3 separate regions of the Homo sapiens genome follow, and regions 1 and 3 are each linked to region 2. The links are chromatin loops, found by intact Hi-C in ENCODE. Cell type or tissue: Calu3. All regions are shown on one strand.

Region 1 (8,000 bases), 230 kb before region 2:
CTCAATGCCAACGTGGGTATCAATGGGAATTAGTCAGACTAAAATTTGGGCTAAATAAAGCTTAAATCACAATTATCATCATTTGATTAGAAAAAGTAGTTCTAGTTGATTCTCTATTTTACAAATGTTTTTCTCTAATTGTAAAAGCCCACTCTGTGGATTTATCTGCAGAATGAGCCCATTCTATCCTTAGGGTTTCTATGAAGTCAATATGAGCAATGCAGTATACAAGAGCAACAGAAATTGCTTCTGTAGGCTGCTGGAATGCGAAATTTGTAAGTGCATGTTCATGATACCTCAGGTCAAATATATTTAATATAATAGTATCTTGTACTTTAGTAGGGGTTGGTAAACTACAGGACCACAGGCCAAATATGGCCTACTGCCTGTTTTTGTAAATAAAGTTTTATTGAAAGACAATGATGTTCATTCATTTATGTATTGTCCATGAATGCTTTATGGGATGAGGGCAGAGTTGAGTAGTTGCAACAGAGACTGTATGCATGACCTATAAAGCTGAAAATACTTGCTATCTGGCCCTTTAAAGAACTAAGCTTGCCAATTCTAGACTCATAGAATTCCTTAATCTGATCATTTAAAATTTACTTGTTATCTTCATCACATTCCTCTGAGAGGAAGTTTTTCGTTTCATTCCTCCCAGCCTTGTTTTTCTGCACTGACGACTGTAATGCAAGGAATTTGAGGATGATCAGAAGATCAAATAGAATACTAAAATGATTTATACTTCTTTCCTAACCATAGCCATTGACCAAGAGCATCAGCAGTTATTGACAGAGTGACATGGCCAAAAGAGAAACACCTCCTGTTGGAAAGATTTTGGCCAATTGCCTCAACTCAGTAGGGGTATCACAGGTGACAGTATCCATTGGAAATTTATCAAAATAGTAAGGAACTCCAAAGCATCGAAGTGGAAATCAAACTAAGAGCAAAACTAAAGAATAAAAAACACGTTGGCTCTAGAATTCAGATCGAGTGAGAAAATGTGCAGGAATAAAACAAAAGGCTCTAAAGGAATTGCTTGAATGTGGAGAGGTGGTTGGGGTTTCTTTTCATTGGATGATGTCTCCTTAATAATTATCCTGCAGAGGGTGGACAATTTCTTCATTTTCACGGTAGCTATCTTCTGTAGGAATATGTGGGCTAGTTTTTTAATCTTCTATCACATTTTGCATGAGCTGCAGACAGCTAGTAAAAAGAGATGAGAACATGATACTTAGAAGGGTGGTCTTCACTCAGAGCCAGGAAATCTCTCCACTTCCACTTACATGGTATGAACAAATGAAAACTACCCATATTTCCATCAAGTATCTGAGTCTAGCATCTAGAATAGCATATGTTTTAGAATTGTCTCACTTGTCACTTTTACATCTTTTTTAACTAGGGAGAAATTAGTAAATGTGACCTGAGATTAGGATGTCTCCACTGAAAAACAAAAACAATTTTATTGGTACTGTTTTTATTGTTAAGAGTTACTTGGTAAATAGAGAAAGAAATAATCAAATGAAAAGAACAGATTGAGTGGCTCAATTCTTACCTTCTTCAGGTGCAAAAAAACTGAAGGTACCTGTTCACCATGCTCCAGCCACTCTGGACTTGCTTTAGTCCTTCAAGGTTACCCTGTCCTTTTTCCCCTTGCCCCAGGGTTCTCAACCCTTTTGGTCCAAATGACTTTACTTTTTCTCATTATTTCTTAGCCTCAGTTTCCTCTGTTCTTTCTCCTCTTTTCTTCATTCCCCTTATTTTTATTGTTTTGTCCCTTTTTCTACAAGCAAACCTGAGACCTATGCAAAGCATATATAAGCATTCTTTATCTTGACTATGACCTCAGAAGTTGCTGACCTCTGCTTTGTTTACTGGAAATAGTATGTCTACTTATTCTACTTCTTCCTAGTCAAGCCTATGCTTTTTCAACCACCTGAAATGCTTGCAAACTGGTAATTAGGTTTTGTGTAAACATTTAAGAGTTTTATTTTCTTTTTAGAAAGGGCTGTTAAGTACGATTTGGTTGGGGATTTTGGCACATCCAATCTTTATTTTTTCAAATGACTTATTAAAAAGCAACAACCCACATATGTTTTATGTAACACAAGTAAGAATTCCGTTACCCAAAGTCATCATCTCTACTCAATGTTCTATAAAATTAGAAGATTAGATAAAATTATTAATCAAAGAAATCAAAATGAGAAAAGCAAAATAGGTGTTCGTTCACGGTTGTTTTGCCTTTGTTTTTATCTAAAGAACCCACAGATCTGCTTGTCAAGAAATTCTTTTGAGGCCTTTCTATAAACCAATTAATCTTTAAAATTAAAGCTTGAAGAAAGAAAAACTATTGTTGGGTGTCAAGATAAATTTGAAGTTGAAATGATCTTTGAATATGCCGTTTAATATTTGAGAAATGTGCTACCTAGTAGTTCATATCTACAACTCTTCTGCTAATAGGTGAAGATAACCTTTCTGAAGGAATGGGATCACAGATTTTTTTATTTCACCTATATTTCCATAGTCTCCTTTATGACACACTTGTCAGCAGGTGTGTCAAGTGTAGAGCCTGAATAAGCATCAAAGTTTGAACAAGCACTTGGACAAAGAGAGCCCTGTCCTCCTGATTCGCTCTGTTGTCTATCCCCACACCCTGGTCCATGATTCTCTACTACCCTTGTCCTATACCTGCCCCTTCAGTTTTATCTCATAAACCCCCCTTTCACACTATCTTCCAGCAACACAAAGGAGAATTACCCAAATACATTATTCATCTTATGCCTTTTCACATCTCTTTCCATTTTTACTGAAATCCTTCCTTTCTTTCTTATTTATTCTTTAAAGCCGTGCTTAAGTATTAGCCTTTTTTATAAGCCTACCTCAATGCCCTACTTCCGGTGAAGTTAATTTCACCTTATCTAAGTTACTTCAACATTTCTTCCACATTTCTTGTGTTGCATGGGTCACACTGTTCAGAAACTGTGTGTTAAATGTTTGTCTATCCAAAGGTCAAGTGCTGGGACCTATCTTTATCCCTACTACCTAACTTTGGGGCTGGCATATAGAAGGGATCCCAGATATCTGTAGAACTGAACTGATGAATAGATAAAAGCAAAATTCTATGATTCCTGGGAGATAAAACACAAAGCTTGGACCTTCTAACCGGTGTGAATTTACCTATCATAGACATTTTAAAATTTCAAAATAGATTGCTGTTAGGTCTGTAAGAATTATTTTTGTAACGTCTATAAAGTTGACTGTTGGGCTAAGATTATTGGAGATAGTGATTAGGAGATAGGGTGAAGTTTAATTCTTTACATGGCTGAACTTCAATCAGGTTCACCAAGAAATTTTAGGCCACATTTATTTATTTCAAAAAAAAGATAAAATCTAGTATCTGTAAAACCACCAAATACGCACAAGTCCCTCCTTTTAATGAGTCACTTGAATGCAAAATCAACTGTAATTCAAGAAACCAAAAACAATAAAAGAAGTGAGCTTTGTCAGACTGGACGAACTTGTTCTACCTGTTACAGACAAAGAAAGGTCTGATGAGGTCCAGGAAACGGAGTTAGTTAGAGCTTAGATTGCAAAGGAGTATTCTGTGTCTCCCCCTACTGGTTGGTGGAATAACTAAATGGAACAACCCCCCAGGAATCTAAATGGCCATGATCTCCTGACAGCTTTGTACCATCTGATCACCTGCCTCTGTGAACTTTCAATAAGGAAGGTTAATCAGGAGTTCACTTCAGGATATTTTCTGTCATCCCCAGTTTTCTAACTCTGGTTAATTAGCATTCTGCATTTCTTAACAATTCTAACTTCACATCCCATTGAAATAAACCATTAAGAAACCTACTCCTCGCACATTTTAATTCCAGGCTATCTCTACATTCTGACTACATCAAACTTGTTTTAAAAAGGTTTTATTTGAAAATAATCCTAAGTGTTACCACAAGGGATACCATTTCCTCTAGTCTTCAAAGGGTTGTGTGAGCCCACCATTAAATATGGGAATACTAAAAACAAATAACAGTAGTTCTTATAAATAGCAACACCAGATACGATAAATCCACAGAAAATTTTGGGAATAAGGAATTACAGAAAATTTATTTGCATTATTCCATTACCTTTATTTGGTGATTATATATCTAACAGATTCAAATTCTAAAATAATTTGAAAAGCTTATTATTGTGCATATTCATGAAAAGAGTTGAGACAAGCCAAGGACCTACAAAAGAAGATATTGTATGATAGATAATTTACAAATCAGAAAATATCCTCATTCTGTGGTAACAGTTAAATCATCCCCAAGGTTTGTCATTATCAGCTATGAAGTGTAGGTTATACAACAAATAATAAGAAAAAATGAGAAGAGCAAATTAAAAATGGGTAGAAGTGAAGATTTTCATATATAAGATCAGATATGGGAACCAACAGTGAAGCATCAAAAAGTCAATGCAGTACTGAGCAAAGAAAAACAACACTAGAAAAGAGAAAAGAAAATAAACCACGACGAAGAGAATGGTTTCTGAAAAGTACAAAGGGCACAAAGGAGCATACATCGCAAAAGTCTTTGTAGGTCTGACTACTTAGAAAGACATAAAAGCTAATGGTTAAAATGTATTCATTATATTTTGTTTACTACATTAGGGAACAATGTTATACCTTATATGGAGAGTTAGATTAGAAATAATATAGAATTCTAAATTTATTCATAAATATTTATTGAGTGCCATATTATTTGGGATATGTTAATTCATTAAAAAATTCTAAAAATATCAGCAGCTTGAGGTGAGGATTTGTTTCTCACTTGTGCCTTAGCTCACTGCCGATCATTTGGGACCATGCTCCTTCTACCATAAGATGCTACCGTCTTTAACAAATGGCCTTCAAGTATGCTGAGCAGAAGGAGAGACAGCATCATTCACGAAAGCTTTTTATGCACCAAAGCTGGAGGTAGCTTATTTATGAATTTTATACACACATTCCATTGACCAGAAGTCAGACACAACTCCACTCTAAATGCCAGAGGGTTCTGGAAAATGTTGATTTCCTACTTGCTCAAGAGAAGGAAGTTGATTAGCAAAAACATTTTCTGTGTGAGGGTCTGGAGATTCATCAGTGGTTGGCAGGTGGAGGGAACAGACAAAAAAAATTCCATCTTTAAGGTCAGAAGATAGACAACAAATGAAAGTTAAATGCACAGTATATTAAATGGCGATGTGTGAAAACTAAAGAACCCAGGTAAGGAGGATAGACAGCATGGCAGGAGTCAGTTCCTACTATGTTACTGCCTTGGGAAGGAGACAAGGGAGCTAGTCGATATGCAGAGGAAGGAAATTTCAAACAGATGATACTGTAGATCCCTGACTCAGGGGATCCCTGACTCAGGGGGATGGCTGGCATATTAGAGAAACAGCAAAAAGCCCAATGTGTCTGGAGTGGGATGAGCTGCTGCTGGTGGGGGCATTAATAGAAGATGAGAACAGTGAGATAATAGGGAAGGCAGCTTTTATGCTGTTTGTAGACCATTGTGAGAACTTTCAGCTTTTTTTAAAAGTGAGGCTAGAAGCATTGGAGGGTTTTGAGAAGAGGACTGACATGCACAGATTTACTTTCTGTGGTATCACCCTGGTTGCTGAATTGAGAATAGAATGTAAGGGACAAGTGTGGACGTAGGCAGACTAATTAGGAGACCATTGCGATCATCACAGTGAAAGACAACTGAATCAGACTGGTAGCAGTAGAACTGATAAAAAGTGATTGGATTGTAGATATATTCTGAAAGTGGGGTCAACAAGATTTGTTGATTGAGTGTATGTATGGTGTAGAGAAGAAGAATCAAGTATAACTCCAAAACATTGTGCTTTAGCAAACAGATGGATAGAAGAGTGTGGGAGGGGCAGATTTTTTAAGAGAAAATAATGATCTGACCAGGAAGTAAGTTTTTAACATGTTAAAGTTGAGAAGATTATTAGTTATTCCAGTAGAAATGCTGAGATGACCCTGAAAATAGTGTCTCTGGATTTCAGTGGAGCGGTCTGGCTGGAGAGAGAAATTTGTTAGTTATCAGATTCTAGTCAGATGAGATCATGAAGGCAATGAGAGAAGAGCTCAGCAGAGCTGAACTTTGAGGCACTGAACATTTCAAGGTTGGGTACATGAGGAGGACCCACCAAAGGATAGGAAAACTTTGTGGCTAGTGAGGTAGAACGAAAATCAGTTGGAAGCTAAGGGAAGAAAATGCTTCAAGAAGAATAGAGAGATCAAATGTAACAAATGTTGCTGATAGATCAAGTGAGAGATAAGAAATGAGATGAGACCATTGGATTTAGAACATGGAGGTCATTTATATTCCTGACAAGAGCTTTGTTTCTATCAGGTGGTGAGAATGAACTTGGCTAGAGTGTGTTCCAAGAGAATGTGAGAAGATGAATTGGGGATTATGAGTGTAGATAATGTTTGTTTTGCTGTAAAGAGAAGGAGAGAAATGAGGTACTGGATGGAGTAGAAAGTGGGTTTGAAGAAGGTTTGTATCTATCTATCTATTTATCTAAAGACAGGGGACACAGGACACACAATAAAATTTAAACTTCAGATAAACATATATTATATATATATAATATATATATGATGATTCTGTAGACAGGAGTTGTTATTGGACAAAGATGATAAATTTCTAGAACAATTTTCTTGAGTTGACAAAGGCAGATGGGATTAAGTGCACAAGGAAAGGGAGGCTTTTCCTGGCTAAGGGGACATCACATCAGTAACAGGGAAGAAGGCAGTGACTTGACCTAGATAGAGGTAGGTGGTGGGGGTGGGAGTGGGAGTGGGAACTTGTGGAACTTCTCATCTGATTGCCTCTGTTTTCTTGACAAAATGGAAGGGAGAACAAAGGAGGAACTGTTAGATATTTGAAGAGAGCAAAGGTACAAAATCGTGACCTAGGAAAGCAGGAGGGTGACTGGGCTGGGGAAATGCAGTGTGATTGTCTGTCCACACGAAGGGCTCTCTTGTGGAGAGTGAAAAGGAATTGAAAGTGAGGCGAGTCAGCAGTCCTGTGTTTATTTCCAGCTTCATTAGTTTCATAGGTGCAGGTGAGGAACAGAGGAGAGTTGGATTTGACCAGAGTTGCATTTTTCACGTGAGTAGGCCAACGAGAGAACAGAGAAGATGAGAGCATTTGCAAAGAACTGATGCAAATGATTGGCTTCAAAACTTCAGCAGGATAAATAGTGGAGTGAGGATGTAGGGTTAAGAGGCAGTTTCAAACATGGGGTCAATGCAGCGTAGATGCCAGTACTGAATCGGGGTACTAGGGGGTATCAGCAGGGAAGATTGAAAGCAGTGAACAGAGAGAGGTGAGTTTAGAAGATATTACAACTTTTGGTAACAACAAAGTCTAAGGCCTGACTACAAGAAGAGATGACTGAAATAGTGTGGAGAAGAGTTCAAGAAAGTTAGAAAGCAAGGACTTGAAATTATCATCTTCATGGACATTGAAATCACTAAGAATTATAATAGGGATCGTTTTGTGGAAAAATGACACTCTGTCAGGAAGTAACATCTTCAAAGAACCAAGAAGGGATGGACCTGAGCCCATAGATGAATAGGGAAAGAAGAGATGATCAATAACAATCTGCTGACAGTGGATTCAGGGCTGGGTAGTGTCGGGAAGTGGGAGGCAACAAGGATTAAAGAGGATGCCTGCTTCACAGCCAGCCTAGTGGTAATGCAGAGGATGGGAAAGAAATGCGCTCAGGGGGAACCGTGTTCTCAGGAGACAGACTGGTTTCAATTTGAAAAACAAGATAGGTGAGAAGAGGTTGAAGATGTTGGAGATTTTGATGATGTCCACCAGTGAGTTTCAAAGGGCCCTGTGAAAAGGATTCAGGTAATTAAGAGAAGTCGGAATTGTGTTCTCACAGAGCTGTATGCAGATTAGAGTAGGGGACATAGGACACAGAGTGAAATTTAAACTTCAGATAAACAG
Region 2 (8,000 bases):
CTGCATAGTAATTGGTATTATTACTGGAATGAATGGGAAAGCCACATATGGATGAATGGGTGGGGCTACAAAAGGGTATAGCCTGAGAGACAAATGGTAGCTTTTCTTTTCTCTTATCCATGCCTGTTATTTCAAATAACCATCCACAGTGGGTGGAGGAAAAGGGATAGAAAGTAGGAATATAGTGGAGAAAGCGTGAAGCTGCTTATCTACTACTTTATATCATGCCCCTTCCTGTCTGCCAGTGCCCACACTTATTAATTATAATAGAGTATATCACACATCCCCTCCTGGAAAAAACAAAATCTGTCTGTTACAAAGGGTAGAAGGATAGACTCAGGTGAAGGGTGTGGGGGTGGGGGGAGACATAGGGAAGAGAAACACTTCAGGTTAATTGGAGCTGAGAATATAAAATACTCGTCTTAAAGTGTGTGCTTCAGTTATGAGAAGGAAAGTGTCGAGATCATAATGTTTTCTGTGCAAGATTCAACACAGCATGGGTGTTTTAAAACAAGCAGCAATCATTTCTCATGGAGAAATTATAAGCAGCAGCTCCAGGCTCAGGACAAGCGCATGGGAGAGCCGTTCTTTTCATTTCTCTAGAAAGGCACAAGGAGAAACACGGTAGTTAGCAGATGAGTCCCTTGAACCAAATGGCAGAGTTACTGACGAAGAGAATTATATAGTTCAATTTACTTATTGCTTTATTCATTCAGAAAGAAATGACACTGAATTCTCCTGGAATTTTACATATTAGGAGGGAAGAAATTTTGGTTTTAAAAATCAAACTGTCTGGCTTCTGCAGAGGTTGCAAAGCAAATTGGTCAACTTCATAATCAGGAAATAACAGAAAATTGTTAAATGATTTATTTGGCAAAGCTGGCTATGTTATTTCTTTTAGAGAAGAGACCTTTTCAGCCTGATACAAAAACAGCCTTTGCCCTGATAGACACAGTTTTTGTTTGCTTGCTGTCATCCTGGGTGCACCTATGTGGCATCTGAATCACTATTAGGTCTCTGTTTAAAGATTCATTTTTTTACCAGAAATAATTTCTCTAGAGTAATAAACAATGCACTGCATAACACCACTTTAAAAATTCTTAGAAATAACTGCAAGGAAATTAGTTACAATTATTCACATAGTTCCTCAAAATGGTAGCACATAAGAAGAAAGAGGGGTCCCTCTCACCCGTTTTTTGAAGACCATCTTTGTTTACTTCATTCCCAAGTATTAAGAGATTGCATGATCCATTTGCATAGGATAACTAACATATACCACATCATTTGCACGTCTGCAAGTACACGTGAGTAACCGTAATTACACGTGACACCAATTACTCTATTACTTTGTATTAAATTATAATGGAAAATTCCACTAGAGAATTGAAGCCTAATTGCATCTTAATTTGCATAATTTTGCATATTAATTACATCTCAGATGAATAATAAATTTCAGCAGATTTTTAATTTATGCATAGACACAAAAACAAGTGGAGAAATAATTTAGAAAAAAATACCAGCAACTATTACTTAGGGCATTCAACTAATTTTGCTTAGTTTAGCAAAACAAAACTTGGTTTGTTTAATATAGCATCTTTAGACTGATTGCTGTTTATTGCACAATATGTCAGTCTTGAAATATAGGTGCAGGCATGATTTTTCTTAATAAAAAAAGTGTTCAATTGTAGCATTTTAAGTTCAGTTTTTTATAGTTTGATAAAACTGTATTGGAGATAATATTGTTTCATTGGAAATATCTTTAGTTGTGATACACTTTGATTGAGACTTAATTTCTGTTGCAGTTATTTTAAATGCAGGGGATTATAAAAATAGAATATAAAAATATCTTTGTGAAGGAGATCACTAATAAAATATATCAAGTGTTTTCTTTCTTGAATTTACTATGAAGTCACTCAAGATTGTTTTAGTGATTTTTGCATGAATGATTCAGAGTGAGAAATTCCATGTGTTTCATTTTGTAGCATATAACAATTTAGAGGAATGGCTTTCAAAGATTACTACTATTTTCTGACTGTTTTCTTTGTTTCTCATTGCTTGCATGGTAAACAGTAACATTTGTTCTTAATTGCTAGAGACCTGGGTTTTAAATTTAGTCACCTTTACTTTGGATTTATTAAATAAACAGAAGGTATATTTCTCAGAGTTAATTAATGCATTTTAGTTACATAGCTGTATCTAGGTTGACAGTCGTTAAAAAAAAAAGAAAAAAAACACCAACTTAGTGTTCCTCAAATGACAATATGTAACTGAAAATTCACTCAGTGTTCCTCAAATGACAATATGTAACTGAAAATTCATTTCGTCCACTTCTTGCCTAAACCCAATCCATATTGCTTTATACCTGCTGCCACTGTTAAAGGATGGGCGGAAACCTTTAGCTCTGCCTCCACTAAGTCTAATACTATGATCATTTGCCAAATTATACAAAAAGAGAGGATGACACGTCCTAATAAATCAGGAAACTGTCAGGATTAATAATCTCAGCCGTCATCTGTTTTCCTATAAAAGCCCTACTGGCATCAAATATTTTCCAGTTTGTTTTGCAGTTCTGTTGGTGCAGAAACTGGACCTGTGCCAGCCTGGTGCCGTGCAACCTCAAAGAAGCCATTCTATATGTCTTTTATCGCATTAGTCTGAATTTCACAATTGTGCTGGTTCACAACGCAGTGAGCAAGAAGTCTTTACAACATATGTTCCCCTTCTCCGGTTACCAATCATTGTTACAATTTGCTATTTGATAGGCAACACTTTGAGCTTAAAGGCTTAGATTTGTCTTTGTTTCCTAATGTTTCAATATTTTCTGTTTGCATCAAAAAAGTTTGCCTCATTCTTAGGCAAGCTAGAACCAATGGAAAAATAAAAACTCACCAGTGCTTTCTTTATTACATGAATTTCTATTAGGTGTTTGACTCTGGTCTTTGGTTTCTGTTGCCAGGTTACAGCCCTAGGAACATCTTTGATTATTTGTATGTTTAAAAGCAGAAATAGTTTAGCTATCTAAAAGAACCGAATCGATGATTGCATGTGTTTTTTCACTTTTTTTGTTCAACCCTTTTGACCAGGTTCTTATATTAAAGAGAGATTTGAGCTGGATGAATGCCTCAAACCAACCCAGTCCTTCCAACATTTAAACAATGGTTCCCTCTTGTGGCTATGCTTCAATAGTGCGATTTAGGAAAGGAGGAAAGTAAAAATCTCGTGACTATAAAACAGATTTTGACAAGCATACTGTAGTAATCTACTTGCACCTTGTATTTAGAGGCATTCCCAGAACTCTCAAGTCTTTCTGATTTATTTTCAGTAAGGTGTAAGTTTTGGTGTTTGGGGTGAAAGAATAGCAAAGCATCCTGATGCTTATTTCCTGGTGGTATCAGAAAAATACTCTCCTATAGGGGATAGAGTCCACATTTTGGGACATTTTTGAATATGTTGAAGTGTATGTTGGAAAAAAGGCAGTTTAGGCTGTCTCTGTAGCTTTAGAAATAAATGTATAACTTCACTATTAAAAATATAAATGATTTCCTAAAGGAACATCCTAAGTGTACAATTAAATCTAGATTATGCTTGTCCTTTCAGATTTTATCCTCAAAGATCATCTGAGAGGGGGTAAAAATCTTACAATTAACCAGCTCCTCTAAGATGATCTTTCCAAGCATCTTTGATATATGCTTTTAGAAATTTATTTTGAGTCAGATTTCCCCAGGGGCCACCATCTTACACTCTCCGAATTACTGTAAATAAAGAGCATTCTTCTGACACCGCAACTGTAAACAGCCCACAAATACTTTCTGTCTGTGTTAAGCTATGTTCAGAACAGCAACAGACATGTCCCTTAAGTAGATTTTTTTTTTCTTAAGACTGTGTTTAATGTAAAAGTAAAGTGTCGTTAGTAACAGAGACAAGAATCTGCACCAAGGTCATATGACTGTATCTACAAAAGATTGCAACCATCCACGCAAGTCGGATGCGATGTGTTTCAGTACACTTCAAAATTCTGAGTAATAAAAATGCCAACTTTCAATTTTACTTTAAGGATCCTTTTGAAAGAATGAAAGCATTCGTACTTGTCAAGCCATTTTCAAGCCACAATATTTCTCATTCACCACAGAGTTTATTTATTTGGAAGTTTAACATGGAAAATGAGGTTCGGGATGGAAACGGACATGATTTCTGTGTGTCGAAGGAGGGTGATAGAGAGCTAGTCGTCAAGAAGCAAGAGTATGGCGATAATATAATTACCGACAACATATCACTTAGTCTTCTGATTCCAAATGAACTCCTTCCGTTCCCTCCCTCATTTAGCACAGGCTCAGGCACCAAGTTACAAGTCTCTTCACTTCATTGCCAGGGCAGCTCCGCATGTTTTGCTCATGAGCCTCCATTTTGTTTAGAAGTGCACACCTTTCTATTGTTAATAAAAACACAGGCAGTTAATTTTTCACTATTCACCTGCAAGATGAGTCACATCAAAAGCTCTCATAAGAGAGGAAGGTTATGTATTAAGGAAATAGGACTAGCATCAACTTAAGTTTCAGCAGATTCCAAAATTAAGAATGATTTTTCCCCCCTTAAAATAGTGAGCTTAAAAAGCAAAGTTATTTCCCATTTTGGTTCTCTGATGCCACTTTCTACCACGACTGGGCTTGGGAGGCACCTTTGCACATGCATTTCCTTTTGTCAGATTCAACCCAGGTCTGCTCTGAAGCTTCCTGTGGATTTAATGCGGAATCCACTATAATTATTTCCCTTGGACTTTTTCCCTTTCTTTTGTTCATTAAAAATGTATAAGACTAGGCTGGGGGTAGTGGCTCACGCCTGTAATCCCAGCACTTTGAGAGGCCTAGGCAGGCGGATCACCTGAGGTCTGGAGTTCGAGACCAGCTTGGACAACATGGTGACACCCCGTCTCTACCGAAAGAAAGGATACAAAAATTAGCCAGGCGTGGTGATGCGCACGTGCTGAGGCATGAGAATCGCTTGAACCTGGGAGGCGGAGGTTGCAGTGAGCCAAGATCATACCACTGCACTTCAGCTCTATCTCAAAAAAAAAAAAAAAAAGACATGATTAAATGAAACAATGACCAGGAGATGTTCCTCCACAAATGTGTAGTGATTGATTACCCTCTTGTGGGTATTAAAAATGTCCATCAACTCGTTTTTTTATATGATCTGTACCATCAAACTGTTAATTGCTCCTTGCATTTGCTCACTTTTTGTCTCTGCTTCTGTCTCTCTCCCTCTCTGTTTGTCTGTTTCTCTCTTTCTTGATGAGATTATCAATGTAATTCACTTGCACAGGAAAAATAAAACCTAAAAAGCCAATTGGCTCCTTACCTTCCTCCTTCATTCTCTTAGGAAATCACAGAGGCACTTGGAAGTTAGCAAAACAAAGAAGGAAATAGGGGAACTGTAACACAGAGGAAACCAGAATTTAATGATCCAGTAAAATGTCAACCAAATATTCAGGCTTTGAGACTGACACTTATTTGCCAGCTTTTTATTAATATTTTGCCAAAAAAAGGTGAAAGAAATCCTGAGGATTACCTTATATTCTGACCATTGTTTAATAAAGAGACTTTAGCAAAAAAAGAACAGGTAGAACATAATCTCAGAAAGAAAAAAAAAAGACATCCTTTTCCATTAGCTATATTTAGTTTTTAAAAATCATCACATTTATCTCATTTTTCTTCTTTTTCTTCTTTATGCTTTTATCAATTAGATCAGCTAAACTTCAATATACAGTAGTGCTAGTCTATAGACCAAAATCTGGAATGCACAAGCTCACTATTTGTTGTTCTTTAGAGTCCTGGTCAAATTTACCTCTTTCAAGAGATTCTTCTTGATTTCCCATGTAAAAATGAACAGTTGTTTCATCTAAGCTCCTATTCATTATTTTATTTTCATCTGTTTTATTTTGAATTTTATTGATACTACACTTACCTCCATCTCCAGATTGTAAACTCCATGAGGTCAGGAATTCTTACTACTTATTCATTTTTTAAGGAGCACTCCATAAATGCCAGTTGACCAAATGAACCCAAATCTGACAGAAAAATATATGATTTATGCACGAGCTGGTTTTTCCTTCCACGGAGCAATAACTCCTGGTAGGCACATAGAAGGGGGGTTAGGAATGTTAGGAAGGGAAATTGATCATCATGCTGGCAATGGCACAGTGCCTAAAAGGAAGATGTAAATTCTCCAAATTGTTCTCTCTATTTACATATGTGTATTTATATATATGTGTGTATGTGTGTATGTGTGTGTGTGTGTATTGAGGGTTTAACTTCCAATCCCCAGATATGTACACACATATGTAAATATGCACACACACATTACACATATATACATCAAGTTACTGGAACTTTGCTCTAATTAAGAACACAACCTGAAGTTTCAATATGGAGAGGAAAATATGTATTTTTTATTGGCCTTGCTCTTGGTTAACCACTTTTATTTTTCAGATTCTCTTTGCTAAACCTGATTCCTGGTGTGCTATGATACAAAGATCTGTGGCTGTCATGGGGTTGCAGATTTTAGCATTAGAAAGGTGTTAGGAATTTATCTGTCTCAGCTTTCCAAATGTATGGAACAGGAAATTGAGACCTAGGAAGACAAAACATCTAGGTCTTCTGACTTGCCAGCCAGTGCTTTTCCCACTCAAACTATTAAATTGACAGAAGGGAAAATCATGTGGCAATTTGTGCTTTTAAAACAGAGAATTTTTAGAGGCAATCTAATTATTTTTATATTACATTAAGAAAGGAAGAAAGGGAAGAAGAGCGAGGCACCAAAATCAAGAAGGTAAGCTCTTTGGAAAACCTGGTTTTCATCAGCTGGTCATAACCTCTGGAGCAAAGACTGGGCCCAGAGGAATATTCCGGACTGATCTACTCTTGGCAGAAACTGCTTTTTGGGTGAGTAAGCCGCCCACTAGCCTTTTTTTTCTCCCATCATCTAGATAAAAATGAGTGTTTAAAAACTGTGCTAAAATTTTCAAAAACACCTTAAAAAGATTCCATTACTTAAAGTGATTTGGATAATTGTGTTCAATGGTAGCCATTATTTAAAAATATAATTAGTTGCTGAACTCAGAGAAGGAGGGAAATTTCTGCAGGTGTTTCTCATTATTTGCTATGCATACAAAATATCTGCATAAATTACCATTATTATTCCAATGTATACTAAGAGACAATAAAGCATTAGCAAGCAAAGAAGAATGTTGTTGACCCACAGACTGTGAGAGAGAGGCCTGGATGCACAGTAATAGTGTGTTGGCCTTCAGTGCTGTTGCTGCACATGTGCAACCGCATTCAGAATTAAAAGAAACAATTTTGCACCTGTAACAATGTTACATATGGAATGTAACTCCATCAGAAAGATATTTAAAATAGGGAAGGGGGCAGGGAGAAACAACAAAACAACTGGAAAAAAATAAGGCTATAATTGTTTCAAAAGGTTGACACACACTTAAACTAGGTATCTTGGATTTCTTTGAGTTTAAAGCCCTAGTAGAACAGACAACTGAATGTTTTTAAGTATGTGGTGCATTTGCTGTTTTTCTTTCATTATTGTTAGGGTTTGATGGCAATGTTATTGTCAGTATGGTCCAACAGAACTCTCTACAATGATGGAAATATTCCATAGCTGCACAATCCAGCAGTAGCCATTAGCCACATGTGGCTATTGAGCCCCTGAAATGTAACTGGTGCAACTAAGTAATTGATTTTTTACAGTTTAATGTTAATTAATTTAAATATAAATAACCACATCTGGTGGCTAATATAATGGACAGCATAGGGAAGTTAATTGCATTGAGTTGTCCTTGTCAATAAAAATGGTAACTAATATCTTTTGAGTACTTACTACATACCAGGCACCGGGCTAAATATTATCTCATTTAATTAACACCACAACTGTATGAAGTAGGTACTTTTATGCTTGAGAAGACTGAGGTCCGTAGAAATTAAGGTATTTGT
Region 3 (8,000 bases), 600 kb before region 2:
ATTGCAGATTAAGTGATAAGTAAAGTAATTCTCTGCTCAGAGCCCTGTCAGTGGTGACTTCAGGAGCAAAGTTAACTAATAAAAGTGTGTGTATTAACACTAAACACTACAGAAAAAGTACCAAACCAAATTATTTTATTTCATTTCGTATATTTTTTCTTTTTTATCATTCCTAGAAGTCATAGTTTATCTTTTCTCTTTAACCATACTTAGAAGTCATATTTTTTATACATAAAGAGTTCCTCATTCTTTATCTTAGGAAATATTTTATAGAAGCATTTAGAGATCAAATTCAATAACTTTGTGTGCGTGGGCAGGTGGGTGTGTACATACGTATATAGATGCCATGCTTTTCTCCTAAAGAAGCATGACTTTTTTATTCACAATTATAGCAATGATTTCCTTATAGTCTGTTCCTATAGACATCAAGACCAGATTGATTTTCATTAAATAAACTAGTGAAAATGGATTTTGTGACATTTCTAAAAAGTAATAGTTTCAGAACCTTATGATAAGCAGTTTATTTAGCTACTCAACAAGTGGCTAAATATTTCTTATTTATGCAGTATCCGTAGTACTTTCACTCTTTAGTGTTGAATGAGTTTTTTCTAGATTTCTATACATGAAAATGTATAACCACTTTCTACCATTGATGAGAATGAAGTAAAATCGAGATACAATTTCACTATGAGATTGTCATATGAATATTTCGACTTTTTCTTCCATGTTCAATTTTTATCCAATTTTAACTGACCTTATTTTTAAGAGCTGTAAATGTCACAAGTTAAACATGTAAGAAAACACATTTGCAGCCGGGCGCGGTGGCTCAGGCCTGTAATCCCAGCACTTTGGGAGGCCGAGGTGGGAGGATCATGAGGTCAGGAGATGGAGACCATCCTGACTAACACGGTGAAACCCCGTCTCTACTAAAAACACAAAAAAATTAGCTGGGCGTGGTGGCAGATGCCTGTAGTCTCAGCTACTTGGGAGGCTGAGGCAGGAGAATGGCGTGAACCCGGGAGGCAGAGCTTGCAGTGAGTGAAGATCGTGCCACTGCACTCCAGCCTGGGTGACAGAGCGGCACTCCATCTCAAAAGAAAAAAAAAAAAAGATAATATATTTGCTTGTGGTTTTTGAGTCTAATACACTAACTAGCAAACTTTTATCTAAGGGTTTGTAATGCAAATTGATTTACTGAATTATAACAGTTATGAGGTTACTTTTAAAACTTAGTTTAAAAAACAATACAGATTCACATACCCAAAGTTACCCGGAAGGCAACTTTCTTTCCTAAAAAGTCCAAAAATTTTAAGAAAGAGAAAACATGCCCGTATCTTGGAGTATGGATAGAATTCCTTATCAGCCCCATTTAAAGCTGCCTTCAAGGATTTTATTAAACTTAATTATGAAAGATTACAAATGAGATGGTGTGTAATTGGTACCAGCTGCAGTTCGTACTGGAAAGTATAAATACAAATGAAATTATTTATTTTTATTTATTTACTATTCAAATGGCGATTCTGAAACCAGTTGGGAAAAAACTGACTTTATTCTTTTTCTATTGAGTTTAAAATACTTTACTTAATAACAACAGTAGAGACAAATATCCCATTTAAAGACTACTTTCACCCCCAAATAACCCAAAGAATGAAGGAACACAAAGCAATTTTCTTCCCTCTATCTAATTAGGAGCTTATTGTTTTTATATCAGAATTAATGATTTGGGACCAAATTCTCCTCAAGCAACTATACGAATTTAAAAACATATAAATCTATGTATCTATCTATCTAATTTCTTATTGAGATTCTTCCTCAAGCATTAAAAAAAAGCTAAACAAAGAAGGGCAAGGAGGAAAAGGAGACCGCACCTGGGGAGGACGGCTGGGTGGTGTGCTGATGAGGGGGGCAGGACCCATGGCCGAGGCAGCATTCAAGCTCCTTTCCCTTTCGTCCTGGTATATTCGGTCTCTTTCAGCTTCCGGTAACTGCAAGAAATTCTGCATAGCCCGAAGGTTTACCAGCAAAGACTGGGATGCAGTCTTGGGGTCCTCTTCCTTTCGGAGGATTTCTGAAAGCAAGCCCTGCAAGAAATGAAAGGCACAGGGTGAGCCTGCTGCCTTGCTTTGCCTGGCCAGCAGTGATCCTTCCCTTTTCTTCTCCACTCTGTTTAGAAAATGAACAGTCAGAGGCATTAATTCTGCATAGGAATATATTAGTTACAACTGAAGTGGTAGAGAAGAGAGCCTCAATTGTATTCTTAATTTTATTAAGCATCTGCTTTACATATAACATAAACTGAAACTGCCTAATTGGTCTCCTTCCTTTGAGTAGCTTAACTTGCCATGAAATCTTTCACAGAGAGACGATCCAGGGAAGTTAAGAATAAACGAAATCCTTATAATGCAACAGCACTGAACTGTATAGTTCCCAAGCTGCCTAGACAAAGGCAGTGTAATGCCTACAGCCCAATATGTAAAGATACAAAGCCATTTCTAGAGAAGTAGAACTTTCAAAGAAAATACCAGAAAATGAATTTTAACATATTAGAACAAAGGTTATTACTAAAGCATCACCTAAGGTTTATGCTGTATTTTCACAGGCAATGTTTAAAATTATTCCTTAAACTCTGACTTATCAAAGTACATGACACTACGTGACCCTTTCAATTTACCATTTTCAGAGAACCTCACTGATTATCACAAATGATTCTAAATACTATCTTGCTGTATTATACCACTGGGTAACAGGTTTAAATTTTGAACTTTAAAAACCATAGACAAGATTTGAAATATATTAACTAATTTTCAACATTGCGAAAGTCCATCACAGCATGCCAAGGAAAAGAGTATCAAATTCTGTAATTATCAAATTTCTTGGGGAATAAAAATTGTTAGTGATAGAAGAAATTTATAAATCATTAGAAAACTCTTAAGGTGTCTTTCCCCCCTAAATAACAGAACATCAATTTTCAACTAATTTTTTTAACTTTTGGAAGAACTCTTTCAAAAATGGGTGGTTCTCCCCATTGCATTTAAGAGACAATATGAAATAAAAGAATTGGAAAATTTTCTGTTCATTTTATAAGGGCTAAGCAGCTCTTCTCTCTTTAATCTTGTACATGAAATAATGCTTGGAATAGTAAGACATATTTGGTTTCTTCACTTAGCCAGAGTATCAGCTTCAGAATAAAATTTTGTCAGGATTTCTATATAATTTGCAAATCTACTTTCCAATATCCTGCAGAAACAGTTAAAGGTATATTGGGGGAAGGAAGGTAACGTGTCATGTCAAAACAATGAAGCCCCAAGGTTAAAACATTTGTTTTTTTCATGGTTTGTTAGAAGTACAAACCTGGTTTTGTTCCCAAATTTAAAGATAATGTACCATGTTGCCGAAATGCAACAGTTGGGTGCAGACAATACAAAAGTACTGATACTTCTTAAAATGATTTATAAGCTGGTATTTAAAAAGAACTTTTAACAGGTGCAGAGGGCTTCAGAGTCCATTTTAAAGTTGTCTCTCACTTAGTCTCTTACAGCTAAAGCCTGGAAATTGGACCTGAACTTTCGTTTTTACCCTAAGAAATGTGACTGAAGAATGAAGGGCATGTGTCCTTAGGATACTAACGAGTAATGCTGTAACTGTGTCTACACAAGAGCAAAACATCTAGTCAATTTAACTAAAATTCAGTCAAACAGGCAGTCAATCATCCAGCTATTTAATTTGCACAAGGCCACCTAATTAGTTTGACTGTGTTTCTGATGTGCCATATTGAAAGTAAAACATTCAGGTCTCAAAAAAAAAAAGTTTGAAAATAGGTGTAATGAAATAACCCTTGCTCTTTACTCCTCTCCACCAAATGTTATGTCTTAAAAAATGTACTTGACAAAGCAATATATTCTCAACTACACAGATATGGATACATGAAAACATCAGTATAAACACAATATGCTACAAATTCCTTGAGCATAATAATCTAATATTCACTTTCATCATCCCAGCACAATGTCTCTCATGTAAATGTTTGATAAGTATTTACTAAATGGACTGATCATGTGTATAAAGACCACAATGGAGAAAACAATCACAAACAGGTGATAGAAACTTAAGAACAAGATGTGTTACCCATGAGTCAATTCTAGTAGTAGTTATTAGCACTCATGTTGGGCCTACAGTGAAAAGTTCTGTGGCATTTTTTGAGATGTTTTTCCTAATTGTCTAATAATTAAAAAAATTAGATTAGGGCAAAACATAGTTATAAATATTTAGGATGTTATTTGGGAAACTTGAAATTAGGTATTTAAAAATCCCAAATAACAAAGTACTATATCACATATTTCTATCAAAAATATTTCCTGAGGCAGCAGAGATCTATAGTGAGAAAGTCAAATACAGGAAAACATACAAAATAATATTCTTTCTCAAGTCTTGCTAACATATAAGACTAAGTCATTTCCATATGGTTGAGATTGGAAGGTAGTTATGTCACTTGGGAGAAAATTTTAAAAGTTCTCTACCTATATTTTGATGTTGGTGTGACTTCCTATTTAAGCATACAAGTGTTTTTAGGGGCAAAGCATTTTACTACCACTTAATTATTCTACTGGAACAAGGTTTTTTGTTCGTCTGAAATATGTTGATGGTATAAAGTGATGTTTCAAACCCTGAAACACTCAAAGAGCTTTAAAGCAGCCAGTGTAGACAGTCTCAGGTGTTTCAGAAACCTTTGGGTTTTTTTTTTTTTTTTTTTGGCCCAGAGCTTTCAATGAGGGGAGTGCCCCCTGGTGGAAATGCTTGAAAATATTGTCAGAAAACATTTTGATTAGTGATAATTACTTAAAAAAAAAAGTCACTTTAGAATAATTTTGGATGCAAAATGACTGCTATCAGATCCCAGATATGGGAATGTATGTTTTGGTCCTGTTCAGGTTGTTGTTACTTGAATAGCTGCACTCATATTTATATGCTGAATTCAAGATATATGTGGCCACCAGTTCCCATATCCTATAATTGAAGACATAGTACAGACTTGCCAAGGTCATTTGTAGTACTGCCCACACAGTGGACAGTAAGCGTGACCTTTTACCAAAAATTCTTCATGCTAAAAAATAGTATGAAAAGGCCATCATGTACCTTATTTATGTCATAGAATATGCTGAAACATCAGGACTAAAATATGTCATCAGTATCAAGAATCATTGGCGCTCAATAAATTTGTTGAATTAAATTAAACAAAATCATTAGTCATTCTTGTGTCTGAAAAGAACCTGAGAACTTGTATGTTATGTAGGAAGTTACCAGTACCTCATAAATATTCATTTTATTGAAAATCAGAAGCTGCCTTTCATTGGGACTTCACATCTTACCAATAATTAGATGTGTGCTGTATCTATGAAAACACAAAATTGTTTTGCATTGTCATTACATAGCGGTTAAGTCAGAGTTCTAATTTTTTCAACTAAAGAATGAATTTACTGCTGAATTCCTAAACCTGTTTTTACATTCCAAAAACAGTTTACAAGTTATTACAAGTAAAATTCATTAGTAGTTGTAAAAGAAAGAAAAAACCTCCAATAAATATTATCAGTATTTCCAAAAGCTAATTATGAATTCTTTAAAACAGCAGATAAGCGAAAGAGACTGCCAATCTGAACAAAAAGGCTGTCTGGCCTCCCGTTTGTCTCCTCTTTGAACATAATCACTGATTCAAATAGATTTTATCAGCTTCATGGAACTTCAAAGCCCTCAGGAAGAAAATATGATTTGATGAAACCTCCCTCCTAAAAAGAAAATACATAGAATATTCTTCAAGGCTACCTGCCTCTGTTGTTTGGTGAATTTTTAATCCTATGTCCAGGTAAAAGACTATTTTCAAACTCCACCTACTACCATGGATTCATGCCAAGTAAGTTTTAAGTAGACACATTTATCTCTGTCGTTTGGCAGGCTAACCAGAGAGCTGTCTTGTTGGGGTAATAGCACCTTTTTACCTTTTATTCAATAGTGATATGGATAGTGGACTTTTCTTAAATTACACTGTGAAGAATTATAGAAACACAGTAGCAATTTCTGTTATACTTAAGCAGGCAAATTTCTCTCCACCACATAATTTACAGAACTCAAATTTAATAAAACATTACATGATGGTCCATTACTGTTATCAGTTTTGAATAATCCATCTTCATTCTTTATTTTACTGGAAAATAAAGTGTGCCAAAAGACAAGAGGAGGGGGAAGAAAAAGGGGAAAAAAGCCACAGAGTGGGATCAGAGTTAAACTCTGAATTTTATTCTTTTAAAAATCAAAGGGTATTAAGGAATGTATTTGCATGTATCAGAACCATTAAATAGCAATAAGATAGAGAAGTGAATTGAAAAGTAGAAATCTAGAAGCTTTGGCAATTACTTTTAGCCATAGGTTTCCATTAAAAAGACATCAAGTAGGCATAACTGAATGAATGACATATGCTAAAAGCTGATATCTTCAACGGCAATTAAAGAACCCATGCCCATCAATTCAGAAGGGGAAAAATTCCTTAAAACAAGTAACTATATAAGTTTACCATAAATTTTCAGAAAAGGTAGGCTTAAAAAAAAACCCATGTGCGAAAGTCTTGGGAGGGTAATGTGTTAATATAGGGAACCCTATTAAGATGATAAGAAAATTCTCAATAGTTAAAACCTAAGACCCAGGGTTTTAAAGTTATACAGAGCTTCAATGACTAAAATAACCCTCAATTCATACAAGTGTTTTCTATCATATTAAGGTCTTAATGCCGTTTATAAGAAACAGTATCTTCATCTGACCCTATCATGTAACTTTGTATTTGTATGTACATATTTTACATTAATTTTTTTTTTATTATACTTTAAGTTTTAGGGTACATGTGCACATTGTGCAGGTTAGTTACATATGTATACATGTGCCGTGCTGGTGCGCTGCACCCACTAAGTCGTCATCTAGCATTAGGTATATCTCCCAATGCTATCCCTCCCCCCTCCCCCCACCCCACAACAGTCCCCAGAGTGTGATATTCCCCTTCCTGTGTCCATGTGATCTCATTGTTCAATTCCCACCTATGAGTGAGAATATGCGGTGTTTGGTTTTTTAATGTTTTAAAAGTTGGAGTTGGAACTGCACATTGTACTAGGTGCACACAAATGTGTGATGTGTGATTTAACTCTGCAGAGCTCCTTGTCTATACATACGCATTAGCATGTGTATTTTCATACTCCACACTCACACCATACCCTCTGCACCTGCTTTTATTGAAATGCATACACTTTGAAATCAACACACTACATCCAGTCATACCAATGCATAATCATTAAAAAATAAATGCAGCTGTGTATGTATGTGTGTGTGGTTTTTAAGAATGACCAATGAAAATAAATTCATGCCTGCATGTGCAAAAGTTAGTTCTCAAGGAATTAATATTGAAATATATATACAAATTTCCTCTTAAGTCAAACATCTTCAAATATGGCCCTATATCTACTTTGACTGAAGAGTATCAATTATCAATATAAAGCTTTAAAACACCCTTCATAATCCAGGGCACTAAATATTTTTTTGGTAATGACTTTTTTTCCTAAATTGGCTATTATTAATAAGGAGGTATCTGCAATCAAGCTATACAAGGTAAAGTTTTCATTCTCCTCTCACAGAAAAAAAAGTCACTGTTTTTGATATTAACCACAGAGATGATTACCTTTTTCAAAGAGATTAATATGGTATAAAAGAGAAAATTTTGCCTTTCTTCCAGTAACAAATCCTGTAGATATTGTGGAATTTGTCCTTTTAAGGACCAAAGGCAGAACAAATGGCCAACTCCTCATAGTAATGGCTGTAACATCATAAACCCAAAAGGAGAAAAGCTGTAATGATGGGTGACAACTTTATCCTCACTTCTCTGAGTTCTACTGTCTTAGCATTCTTCACTATATAAAGGACACTTACTTAGTGCTTTAAGAAATAACTGCTCAATTTTTAAGACACCA

The links. Peaks named below come from ENCODE experiments on the same cell type or tissue, not always from the same donor. Only the 100,000 strongest peaks of a DNase experiment are listed, where the experiment ranks them.
Region 1: a loop joins it to region 2, with 7 times the contacts of the local background. A loop is called at or near these places in 7 of 110 quality-filtered maps.
Region 3: it touches region 2 in a loop (4-fold over the local background); 6 of 110 quality-filtered maps call a loop at or near these places.

The regions. Positions count from the first base shown.
Region 1 is chr3:18,754,687-18,762,686 of GRCh38, forward strand. No RefSeq gene overlaps it. Among named protein-coding and RNA genes, the nearest start is that of SATB1-AS1, 310 kb to the left of the region's middle. In Calu3, a CTCF peak has its summit at 3,650 (motif pointing left); a DNase peak (open chromatin) is centred at 3,575.
Region 2 is chr3:18,985,651-18,993,650 of GRCh38, forward strand. The region is part of intron 1 of LOC107986066 (a long non-coding RNA gene); the gene reads left to right. It overlaps LOC105376978 (a long non-coding RNA gene), which reads right to left and starts at 4,342. Exons shown (of 4, transcript XR_001740610.2): 1 at 4,261-4,342. In Calu3, CTCF peaks have their summits at 3,198 (motif pointing left) and 3,400; no DNase peak of the experiment used is centred here.
Region 3 is chr3:18,384,531-18,392,530 of GRCh38, forward strand. SATB1 (SATB homeobox 1) reads right to left here. Exons shown (of 11, transcript NM_002971.6): 8 at 1,869-2,081. Among named protein-coding and RNA genes, the nearest start is that of SATB1, 37 kb to the right of the region's middle. In Calu3, CTCF peaks have their summits at 4,779 (motif pointing left) and 5,024; a DNase peak (open chromatin) is centred at 4,771.